Regions from separate parts of the Mus musculus genome. Here region 1 is linked to region 2. The links are chromatin loops, found by intact Hi-C in ENCODE. Cell type or tissue: heart. All regions are shown on one strand. Links, peaks and the distances in the headings refer to the core of each region. The heading gives the core; the rest is flanking DNA.

Region 1 (8,144 bases), core at 2,738-5,237, 170 kb after region 2:
GACAAAGTAAGATTTTCTGTAACTGTGTGCCTTTAGATTATTTTAAGATATCTTTTAAATATTAAGACTAAAGTTGCTTGTTTTCTTCTTTCAGATTGTTGCTTCAGGATTATTTCTAGGATCACATTTCTGTTCTGAAGCATGCACTTATAACCCCAACACTTGAGAGATTGAGGCAGAAGGATCTAGCATTCCAGCCCAATGGGGAATTAGAAAATGAGACCCTGTCTTAAAACCAAAGAAACCCATGCAGAGAGGGACATGGTCACTACTCACAGGTGATGTTAATCATATATGAAACTTGGTTTTACTAAATACCTTCTAGGTGTATTTAATAAACAATCAGATATTTTTAGTAAGCATCTGCATTTTATCTGTTTGGTCATAGCTCATATCTATGTGAGATTTGAGGTAGAACACACGTCTAAATCCAAATTAATCAGACCCTATACCTTTGTTCATTATTGTGTTAAAGTACGCAGCCTGCCATCCTGATTTGGAATCCTTGTTCTACTGCTTGGATAGGTTTTACTGGGGAAAACCCCTGTTGTATCTGTTTTTGTTTGTTTGTTTGTTTTTTTCCATGAGAAAATCATCATCATCATCATCATCATCATCACCACCACCTTAAAGTGATTGTTATGAGAATTGAATGAGCTAAAAGAGGTCTGGCACACAGCTTTAATCTCAGAAGGCAGAAGCAGGTAGATCTCTGAGTTCCAGGCCAGCCTAATCTATGGTTGAGTTCTAAGACAGCCGGAGCTGTTACACAGAAACTGTCTTGAAAAACCAAAAATAGATAGATAGATAGATAGATAGATAGATAGATCTTTTAAATAACATTCCTACCATTTTGTTTTGTCTTTGTTTGGGGGTGTGTGTACCATTTTATGTGTTATTCTTAGCATATTTCCCTCTGAAGAATTATTTTAAAAATATAATATGTAATTATCAAGGATAATTTATACTATATATTCTTCAAAGGCCCGGAGAAAAATTGTCTTGTAAGTTAATCTCGTCCCAGTGTGTTTCAGAAGATATAATTCTTCCACATTCGTCTTCAATTCTGCATTTACCAGACTGTGTCTAGGTGACTGACAAATTTATGTAACAGAAAAAAAGCCCCAATTTTTTTAAAATTGTCTTTGCAACCTAAGAATTACTGATCAATTTCTTTCTGTGTGTACAATTATTTTAGCATTCTGGTACATACTGGGTCATTTTATCATTTCTTGTCTAAGAAATGCAGTTTTATAAAACTTTTTTTATAAAAGCATTACCTTGGATGATAATATTTATTGACTGTCTAAACTTTTTGTAAACTAGATTCTGCTTTTTTTCCCTCCCTGTTTCTTTATTTAGAAGCTTTGTGTGAATCACAAACTCCAAATCCCCAACTCTGAATGGAAAGGGCTTTTCAGGAATGGGTGAATGAAGAGTGAATAATGCCAATAGCTCTTGAGCCACCCTTCATCGAGAAGACAAGAGCTTCCATGAAGCTGCTGCCTGTGAGCATTTCTAGAACACAGCAAGAATTAACAAGTGCTACTGTTGCTGATAATATAGGGCGGGTGAGAAGAGTGCCACAGATTCAAAACAGGAGAGAGATGCTTTTTATTCTTTGTCATAGTATGGCCTTGCTTTTATGTCCAATCGCACAGGTTAATTGTCTTCTAAAGAGAATAATAAATCAATTATGCTGCCTAGCTGAGAGGAGGGGGCAGAAAATCGAATACAATATAATAAGAACTTGTAAAAAAAAACTTAAAACCATGACACACTAACACATTACAGATTTTTAACTCTTTGCCTATCCAGCATTTTAAAAAATAGGTCTATATTTGTTTGTGGACTATTGTAATCCTTCTAATATGAAATTATTATATGAGTTTTAGAATTTTTCCTGTTACATTAGTCAAAGTTAAATATACTTTCCTGGAAGAAGACGCTACTTGAGGCTGCCCCAGTTTTCACCTTATGTAGTTTTAAAATGCAGCAAAAGCGTCAAAAGAATGTTCCCAAGGTATGTGTAAAGAATCGCTCACAAGCCCCATTTGACTCATTGGTGGGGCAAAGGGCCAGGAATGACAATTTTGAATCAAACAGTAACCTTTGAAGATCCTTCAGGGTAATGATGCCGAGAAGATCCCAAATGCAAATGAGGAGCAGATGGAAGTGTTATGAGACTTGAATGTACAAACATTTATGGTAAGAGACCTTCTAGAGTATTGTGAGGACACGGCCCTATTTTTCTTTGGCGATGTTCCTCTAACCATGTCTGAGAAGAGCCAAAGAGACTATTGACTGGCTAGAATTTGTTTATAAGGTTACTCTTCTCTCCAGAAAACAGTAAAATCTCCTTTGCAGTTTTCACTGGCCAGCCCTTTCAAGCAAGAGACAATGTTGAAACCATGCTGTCCCCTAGATGGGTAACATTCCTTGAAGTGTACCGCACATTCCTAAGGAAATAATTGTTCTAGCAACTCCACAACAGTGAAAGTGGGCCTGTCTGTGTGGGTGGTTATTAGGAAAACCTGTGGGTCCCGCAGGAGTCTTGGATTGCAGTGGTGGACAGAGGTGAGGGACCCGTGTTGCCCAAGTTTAGTATAAAGACTCCTTTTGTTGAGTCACTGACATGACAGCTCCTCATTTGTTGGGTCACTGGGCATAAAGTTATACTGCCTTGCCTGTCTTCCAGTCTCTCGAAGTAACCAACACCTCTTTAGTTTGGTGGTGGCTCGTGGACTGGCAAAACCACTTCCTATATGCCAGACAAGTTTGACTTTTTTTTTTTTACAGTAGTGCAGGGACTTTGGCAAGTATGAAAGAAGGCGTGGGAGAAGTAGTTAGGAGTTCATGAGGTAACCAGGAAGTCCTTATTTTGACTTGTTAGGATCCTGGCCATAACTCTCAAGTGTTTGACATGATCCCTGTACATTGTCCTGGTGACTTTCCCAGTTCTTGCCAAATGCCATTGCAGATTTTAATGATGTGAGGGGCAGTTTGTGCCCAGTCTTCTAACCATTGCTGTCGTACTCTGATTATTTTGCATTTAACACACAGAGATTGATTTCTTGCCTAAAATGAGCTGAATTCTATTTGGATCAGTTGGGCAGAATTAAAAAGTATAATTAGCCCGAGAATTCACTTCACTCCACAACCTAACTGCCACTTAAATATGCCCTGCAATGCTTCTGCACTTTGTGCGGAGCTTATAGAGCTGAGTTCTAGACTGAAGCAGTTGATTGCATGCAGGAAAGCAGCCATGAATTGCTACGAGATCCTCGTTGACGATCCTGCATGTGTGTGTGTTATCATCTACAATTGTCCTCATAAAATTAAATAAAAGCACGCATTTATTATTGTGGGGCTCCAATTAAGAGACAGCTGGTGCTCTTATTACGCTCGCATTAAATTGAAACTTGTAATTTAGATGTCCAGATGCACACTTTAAAACCCAAGTATAAAACCGCCTTTGCTTTGTCCATTTTCCATTCAGAAGTATCTGGAACCCTACCTCAGGGCTCCTCCTACCCGGTAAACTCCCTTGCAGTAGGGGAAGCATTTCCTCTGATCAACAGTTCTCTTCTCTCAAGTTTTTGGAGCGAAATAAAAGATCTGGCGTTTTATGGAAGGGAGGAGACCCCGGAAGGCAAACGGTAAGTATTTCACCCTCCACGAGTTGAAATACGTATTGATCAAAGTCATTTTGGAATTTTTCTAGTACACCTCACCTGTCTCGGGAGTGTCTAGAAACCTATAGCTTCGCATTACAATTGCCTGTCTAGTTGGCACTGTAGTCACTGAAGCTCTAGAAACTTTAGAGCCGGCTCGCGCTCCCGACCCGGGTGGCGTGTGCATGCTTCCCGCCGGCTTTGCTTCTGAACATCCTGAACGTTATGATTTGCCCCCATCCCCCCTCCCACACACATACTTAATAACGCAATGACAAAAGCCACTCTCGGCGAGGGCTTGTGCAAGCTGGGGGCTTGGGGGTGGGGTGGGGGGAGGCGCCACACCCCCTGAGAATAAAGCCCACGCCAGCAGTCTCGGGAAAAGCAAGCGCGAAGGTACGACTCTCACAAAGACGAGATTTCACGACGCAAGTGCGTCCTACAGGAAGAAAGTGCCCCCAGTCGGAGCGCGAGCAGGAGCGCGACTTTTTGGCGCTCTTTGCGAGCGAGCCGCAAGGAGGCGGAAGACGGTCCCGGGCCGGGGCGCGGGAATCGGGGCAGCGAGCGCCGCACGGGGGAGTTCCTGCGCGTGGCGTCCTCGCAGCGAGACGCCGCTGGAGTCGCTCACTCGGAGAGGTGAGGCTGGACGGTGGCGGGGGCGGTGGCCGTGGCAGTGGCGGCGAGGGGCGACGGCTAGGCGGGGTGAGTGGCGCTACCTGGCCAGGCGGGGCGGGGCCGGTCCGGGGCGGCTGAGGGCGGCGATTGCCGGCGACTCCAGGAGTTTGGCGTGAGTTGCCTTGCGGGCGCCTAAAATCCGAATTGTCTCTCCCGAATGGCCGAGCGCTAAAGTGAGAGCCAGCGGGGTCAGCCCGGGGGAGCGCGGGGGGGAGGGATGCGGGACTTTTGTGTGTGTGTTGTGGGGGTGCACGGTGGAGGGGTGCCGGGGAGAACTTAGGGCACGCCTTTAACTAGGGGCCCCAGTTTGGGGGAGATGAGGTGGGGGTGGGATGAGGGCCGGTTGCCACAGCAACCACGAGCCTCGGCGGCAGGAGCCCCGTGCCTGCCCCGGCCGGCCCTCCCGCTTGCCCGCTCGCCGGCCCGCCCGCCCGCGCGCGCCGCGGCGGCTTGGGGAGCTGGGGCGCTCGGAGGTGTGCTCCGAGTGGACTGAACCAAGCGGTGGCGACCGCGGGGGGTGGGGAGGGCGTGCTCCCGGGCCCCTCCCCTAGCAAGCCGGCCGAGTTGGGGGGACTCCCCCATTACCGAGGGCACCCCACAAACTAGGGTCTCCTTAGGCCTGAGGCAAAAGCGTGGGGGCCTGGGGACGGGGGTGGGGTGGGGGCGGAGGTGGATGGCACCTCTGGGCTCGTGGTCTTGGTCCCCGGAGTTCGCAGCGCGTGTTGCTGGACTTGACACCGTACACCCCGCTGCCGCTGACTCGGGGCCCGGTAGCACGTCCCAGCCCTGAAGTTCTGGAGGTGGGGCGAGCTTTAATTTGCCTATATCTAAGGATTTCAGGAACCTCGCTTTAAAATGGCGGCATCCACTATACACCCCTGCTAAAGGCTCGCCCGGCACCGGGGCCACCTAGCGCAGCGCAGCGCTGCTTTTTTTTTTTTTTTTTTTTTTTGCTTCTCCCGCTAACAGATGGCATGTGCGGCTGTTGCTGCCTCTGCCCCTACTGCTGCCACTGAGAACAGGGGCCCCTTAGCCTCTGGGTTTGAGCTAGCGACGGAAGGTAAGGCTGCGGATGAGTTTGGGTTTAGGAAACTGGCTGCCTTGCTAGGACACCGATGAAATGCGCTGCTTTTAAAACTTTTTTTCTACTCCCGCGCAAACAAGGCAATTTAACACTGACTGCAACTTGTTGCGTGGGTTTATTTTTTTCCCTGTTTGTTTTCTTTTCTTTTTTCCTTTGATTTTCCTCGTTTACTCTTTCCTTCCTCTCACCCCCACCTTTCCTTTTTTTTTTTTTAACATAAAGGAACTTCCTGCATGGCTTGTCATTAGCAAACGCTTTCTCTAACTAACTTTCCCATTTCCATGGGATGCCTTAGCAGGGCCGCAGAACTGCATTGCATCTCTTCCCTCCCTGTGTGAATACATTTGGGCAGCTTGCTTTTACCACCTGGAGCTGAATGGCATGATGGCTCTACATTATAGGGAAGGATTGTAAAGGCAGCTGTAGTTTTTAGCACTAGGAAAAAAAAGCTTCTGTGATAAGAAAATGACATTAAAACACGGGTTCTACTGAAGTTTAACCGTAGGCCATTAGTTGTGCTGTTGGTTTCGGCACACGTAGATTATGTGACACTGTTTATTGATAAGTAAGCACACACAACACACACATAGATGTGAATATTTTGTTCCAATGGTTTTAGGGAGTTCTTTTCGTCTAGATGTTCTTAATTGCTCTTTCTAAACTGGCCTCTGACCCCCACAGCCTTTCCATACGTGTAGGTAAAGTTCCTGGGAAAACATCAATTAAAATAAAGCTGCTGCAAGATTTAATTTTGAAATGATTGGTGACTGATCACAGTGCAGACATGTTGGTTTAATTAGCAAGGCTTTGGGTGACTACTGAAAAACAGACGGCTGATGCACCCGAACCAATGACTGGACACCGACACGTAATGTAATTGATCCAGGTATTTCTGAAGAAAGGCATATTGACAAGGACCCTTACCAGAGACTTTGGCTTTTTCTGAATCATAGGCACATTTTCTTTTGGACTGTGCAAAATTTAGTCCATTAGACATTAAATACTAAAGCAAATTGTTTTTTTTTTTAATTTATAATGCTTTGGGGAAATGCTTTTCCCAAATATTTAGAAACACTTCTCTAAGCCTAGCCTAAATAGACGTCTGTCTATAACCCAGCTGATCCTATTGTACTCGGTGTGCTTTTCACTTCTTCCAAGCAATAGAAGCTGGAAAGGAGGGGAAAGTTTGTTTTGCACCTACTAAAGTCTAGTGCAGGTTTTCTACAGTCTACCTAGAAACAAAGACCCACGCTGCTAACAATGGAATTTACTGTCTAGTAATTCCACACTGCTCGAAGAGACCCATGGGAAGCCATCACATTTGAGAAAGGAGGTGCTAGAGGGAGAGCAATAGATATCTGCAGAGGAAGGATGACAACCATCAAGTTCTCATTTTTTTAATGATCCCAAACCTAGTCTTCAGGTCTATAAGCTGTGTGGCTGAATGATTTTGGGCCAGAGACATCATTATAAAAAGTGAAAGTATTAAACCTCGGGGCCACAGCACTATAGGTGTGAGAACATTTCCCAGTCACTGCCCTGCTGCCTTATGTAGGGATGAGACCAGAGACTTCCTATGAAAATGTGACTTTCTGCTTTGCTCTGCGTGTAAGAACCACTCCATCTCGCTGATTTCTGTTCCTGCTTTAAGAATGCATAATGAGTCCCAGGACTGTTATAAAATAGCTTTTTCTCAACTTGAAATAGCATCTCATACCAGCTTCTCTTTAAGGAGGATAAAGCCTATGACTATTTGCTGGCAGCCGAAGCACGCTCTGAGTGTATTTGTACCTAACTTAGAGTTAAATAATTTTTTGCATACACCACTGTTTAAAAAGTGTTGAACTATACAGGAAAATAGGCAGTCTATAGCTCATGATGGGACAGATTTTGTGCACGGCTTTCAATTTAAACAGAAAGCCCTTTTGTACAGTTGCAAGAACCTAAAATACAAAGTAGATTACAATGTGCATTCTCCTCATTGCATTCTGCTTGCCTAAAATGGGTTCTCTTGCCTCTCACTGGACTTCCAGGAAGTTGTGAAAGTTACCCTTTTAGCCAGTAGGTGTGTTCTTGTCTGTCTAACTTTACACGATAAAGTAAAAAGCAGTTTGGAAATTTAAAAAAAAAAAAAGGTTTTGTCTTTTGAGTGGCTGCACAGTTCTACACATTTGCTGGAATGCTGACAGGCTCTTGGATGTTGTGCAGATGTTGACAATATAGCTTGCAGTACAGTTGTGTACTCCATTCAGCTGTCTTTGCATCTTGGAAGGAGGGGTGGGAAGAAAGGGAGCGAAAAGCCGCACTGTGATGAAGCTATTCATTCATAAAATTTTACACGTACTCTGCTTCTAGTGAAAGACAATCAAGAAGGTGGCAGACTTTTTCTTTTGAAATAAAAGGTGCTGTCTGCTAGATTACAAACGGGGACTGGGGAAATGTGAAGAATAAGTTACAGTGCCTATTAGACAAATGTCTTGATCCTGTCCCGTTGTCAAAATAAAATAATGGTCACGGCCATGTTGAAATGCTCAAGAGTCTGAAAGTGATCTAGGTTGCAATCACCTTTACTTGATTTGTGTTGTTCATGTTATTTTGAGACAGGGTCTCACTATGTAGCTCAGGCTTGCCTTGAACTCCTGTGTGTACTGCTCAGCTGGGGTTCCAGGTATGTACCAGACTGTTGAATTATGATAATGATTGAACAGATG
Region 2 (2,500 bases), core at 1-2,500:
TGCTAATTTTCAACAATATAAAGAACACTAGTTAACAGATGCACACAGTATCCAATGCTCAGGGCCCCAAATTCCTTGTGTGTTGAATGGAGCCTAGGCCATAGATATGCACCAGCCATGCATTCTGCATCCTCTGTAACAACCACAACTTTCATTGTTTCATCCCCCTGTCAGCCCATGTTCCAGGCTGTGTACTGAAGTCTAATATGGTCTGGAGTGATTGTACTAAATATTAACAATGTGTCATGTATTCCATTTTAATTCCTGGTGACATACATTCCACAAAATCATACCATTATAAACAAAGCCCACCCACTGGGTATATATAAACACTAGCCCTAATTCTTTAGACTAGCATCAAAGGGCCCTCAGTATCTGGTTCTGAGGAAAACCTGTCACAACTCTTCCACTCCAGGCATCATCCCAAGGGTATTCTCTGAGATTCTCCCTCATGATCTTCTGCCTAGGTTCATCTCTAAAGGTTGCGTGCATGCTGCCATTGCTCATGGCTTTCTTCTCTCACACACACTTCCCTTCTCTACTGTTCTTGTATGCTCCCCCACCCAATCACATACAACATACAAGCCAAACACACACACACACACACACACACACACACACACACACACACACACACACTGTTGTGCAGCAATTTCCTCTAATAATAAAGGATCTTTCAAGAAAGTTCCTTAAGGCAAACTATATTAGGAAGGAGATACGACAACAGGCTGTTCTAAGAGGAGGCGAAACATTCCATCCTGGAGAGAAGCTCCCTAAGCCTAGAAAATAAATAAATCAGTCACTCCAGGAAGTCTCTGAAACGTCCCATCCTCCCTTCCCAAGGGTATGTAAGCTGTGAAAGCTGCTGAGAGATACTTCCGGACAGTCTGAGTGGGCTGAAAGGTCCTTAGTGCTACAGAGTTGCCCGGGAAAGTCAGATCAGTCAAGCTTCCTAAAGGAAACAGAGCTGCTGAGTCACCTAAAAGACATAGAAAGCAGCTGAGCTGCCTGGAAGAGGTTCAACCTACTTGGGCTTCCTGGAAGAGACACTTCTCCAACCTGTTGAGAGGTCTGCATGCTCCAGGTTTGCAGCTTTGTGAGCTGTCACCGGCACTGGAATAGGCTGTCATTATGCAGAAGGATGTGCTAAAGATAACAGAAAGAAGATATTTAGGATAATAAAGGAAGACAGCCCTCAGGAAGTGATGTTTAAACTGAGACACAAAATAATAAAAAGGCGGTGAAAGTGTAAAAAAAAATCCATTTTATGTACAAAGCAAATGTTTGTTGAAAGAATTAGTGAATGGGTGTTAGGATTTAAAAAAAAATGTTCTGCCAAAAGGCTTTTTGTTGTGAAGGGCTACCTGCAATGGAGTTCCTCGCTTTGGTTTTTCCTTCCCAGCAGTCTGAGGCTTTAAGCTCAGTCTTTTAGGCAGTAAGCTTTGAGGTTATAGCAAGAACTTTCAGCAGAGGGCGCCCCAAGCCAATCATTCCATCATCCTGTTTCCTGAAAAGCCCAGAAGTACGGGAGATTTAGACAGTTTTTCAGTTCAGCGCCTCCTCCTCAGGACCTTTCTTCCAGCTACAAACAGCTTGTCACAATACTAGCTAAGATGTTAGCCTACCCGGCTTCCATACACTTTGGAAATTTTGAGGATAGTAGGTGTACCCATTGTGGTGAGTAGGGTGGTTTATTTTTTAGTCATTTCTATATAGCTGAACCTAAATTTGTACATGCTTTGAGATTCTCGTACAAACCTTGCCACCATACGTCATCTTAAATGTTTGTGTGTGCCAGGCTTATTCTCCTTGTCCAACTACAAACATACTCCTTAGCACTGCACATTGTCTGTTTCCCATTTATTTGGCTAGTGTCCACAGCAGACCCTTCAAGTTGTCTTTCACCATGACATAATATTTCCAGCACAACTTCAGAAGTGGACGGTAAGTTCAAAAGCTGGTCTGTGTTCTTTGTGTGAGGCCCGTTTGTAATGGGGCAGAAAGGAACAAGAGGTAGAGCTAGTTATCAAGATGTTGTGGAGAGGAGAGCATGTGTGTCTGGGATTCGACAGCACAGGGCATAGGAGCTGGTGAAGAATCTCTGTAAAGTAGAGTTAGTTGCTTGGTATCTCATGCCAAAGTTTGAATTTTATGCTTGAGAAAGGAAGATGTCCCTTAATTTGTAGAAATGAAACACATCATGGGACAGAAATTGTAGGATACCTGGAATGCTCGGTTGATTACTCACAGGCTCAGATCACAAGGTGAGTCAGCACCTAAGGGCCAAGGTGTATGTGCTGAGAACTGACTATAGCCTTCCTTCTGCCTTCTAAATTTCCTGTCTCAGTGCATTTATTTATAAACCACTTTAATGGGGGTTAGAGATACAGCTCAGTGGGAGAGTCCTTGCCTAGCATGTGTAAAACCTGGAGTTCCCTCCCCACTACTTCAAAACTACACAACAAACACACAAATCTTTCTAATAAAAAAATCCATACAG

Evidence for each region. Peaks named below come from ENCODE experiments on the same cell type or tissue, not always from the same donor. Only the 100,000 strongest peaks of a DNase experiment are listed, where the experiment ranks them.
Region 1: it touches region 2 in a loop (2.8-fold over the local background); 5 of 42 quality-filtered maps call a loop at or near these places.

The regions. Positions count from the first base shown.
Region 1 is chrX:51,201,940-51,210,083 of GRCm38, reverse strand. Mbnl3 (muscleblind like splicing factor 3) reads left to right here and starts at 4,094. Exons shown (of 8, transcript NM_134163.5): 1 at 4,094-4,310. In heart, for the core only: a CTCF peak has its summit at 4,201; no DNase peak of the experiment used is centred there; H3K4me3 peaks cover 1,754 bases; H3K27ac peaks cover 1,439 bases; H3K27me3 peaks cover 415 bases.
Region 2 is chrX:51,373,842-51,376,341 of GRCm38, reverse strand. No RefSeq gene overlaps it. Among named protein-coding and RNA genes, the nearest start is that of Mbnl3, 170 kb to the right of the region's middle. In heart, for the core only: a CTCF peak has its summit at 1,471 (motif pointing right); no DNase peak of the experiment used is centred there.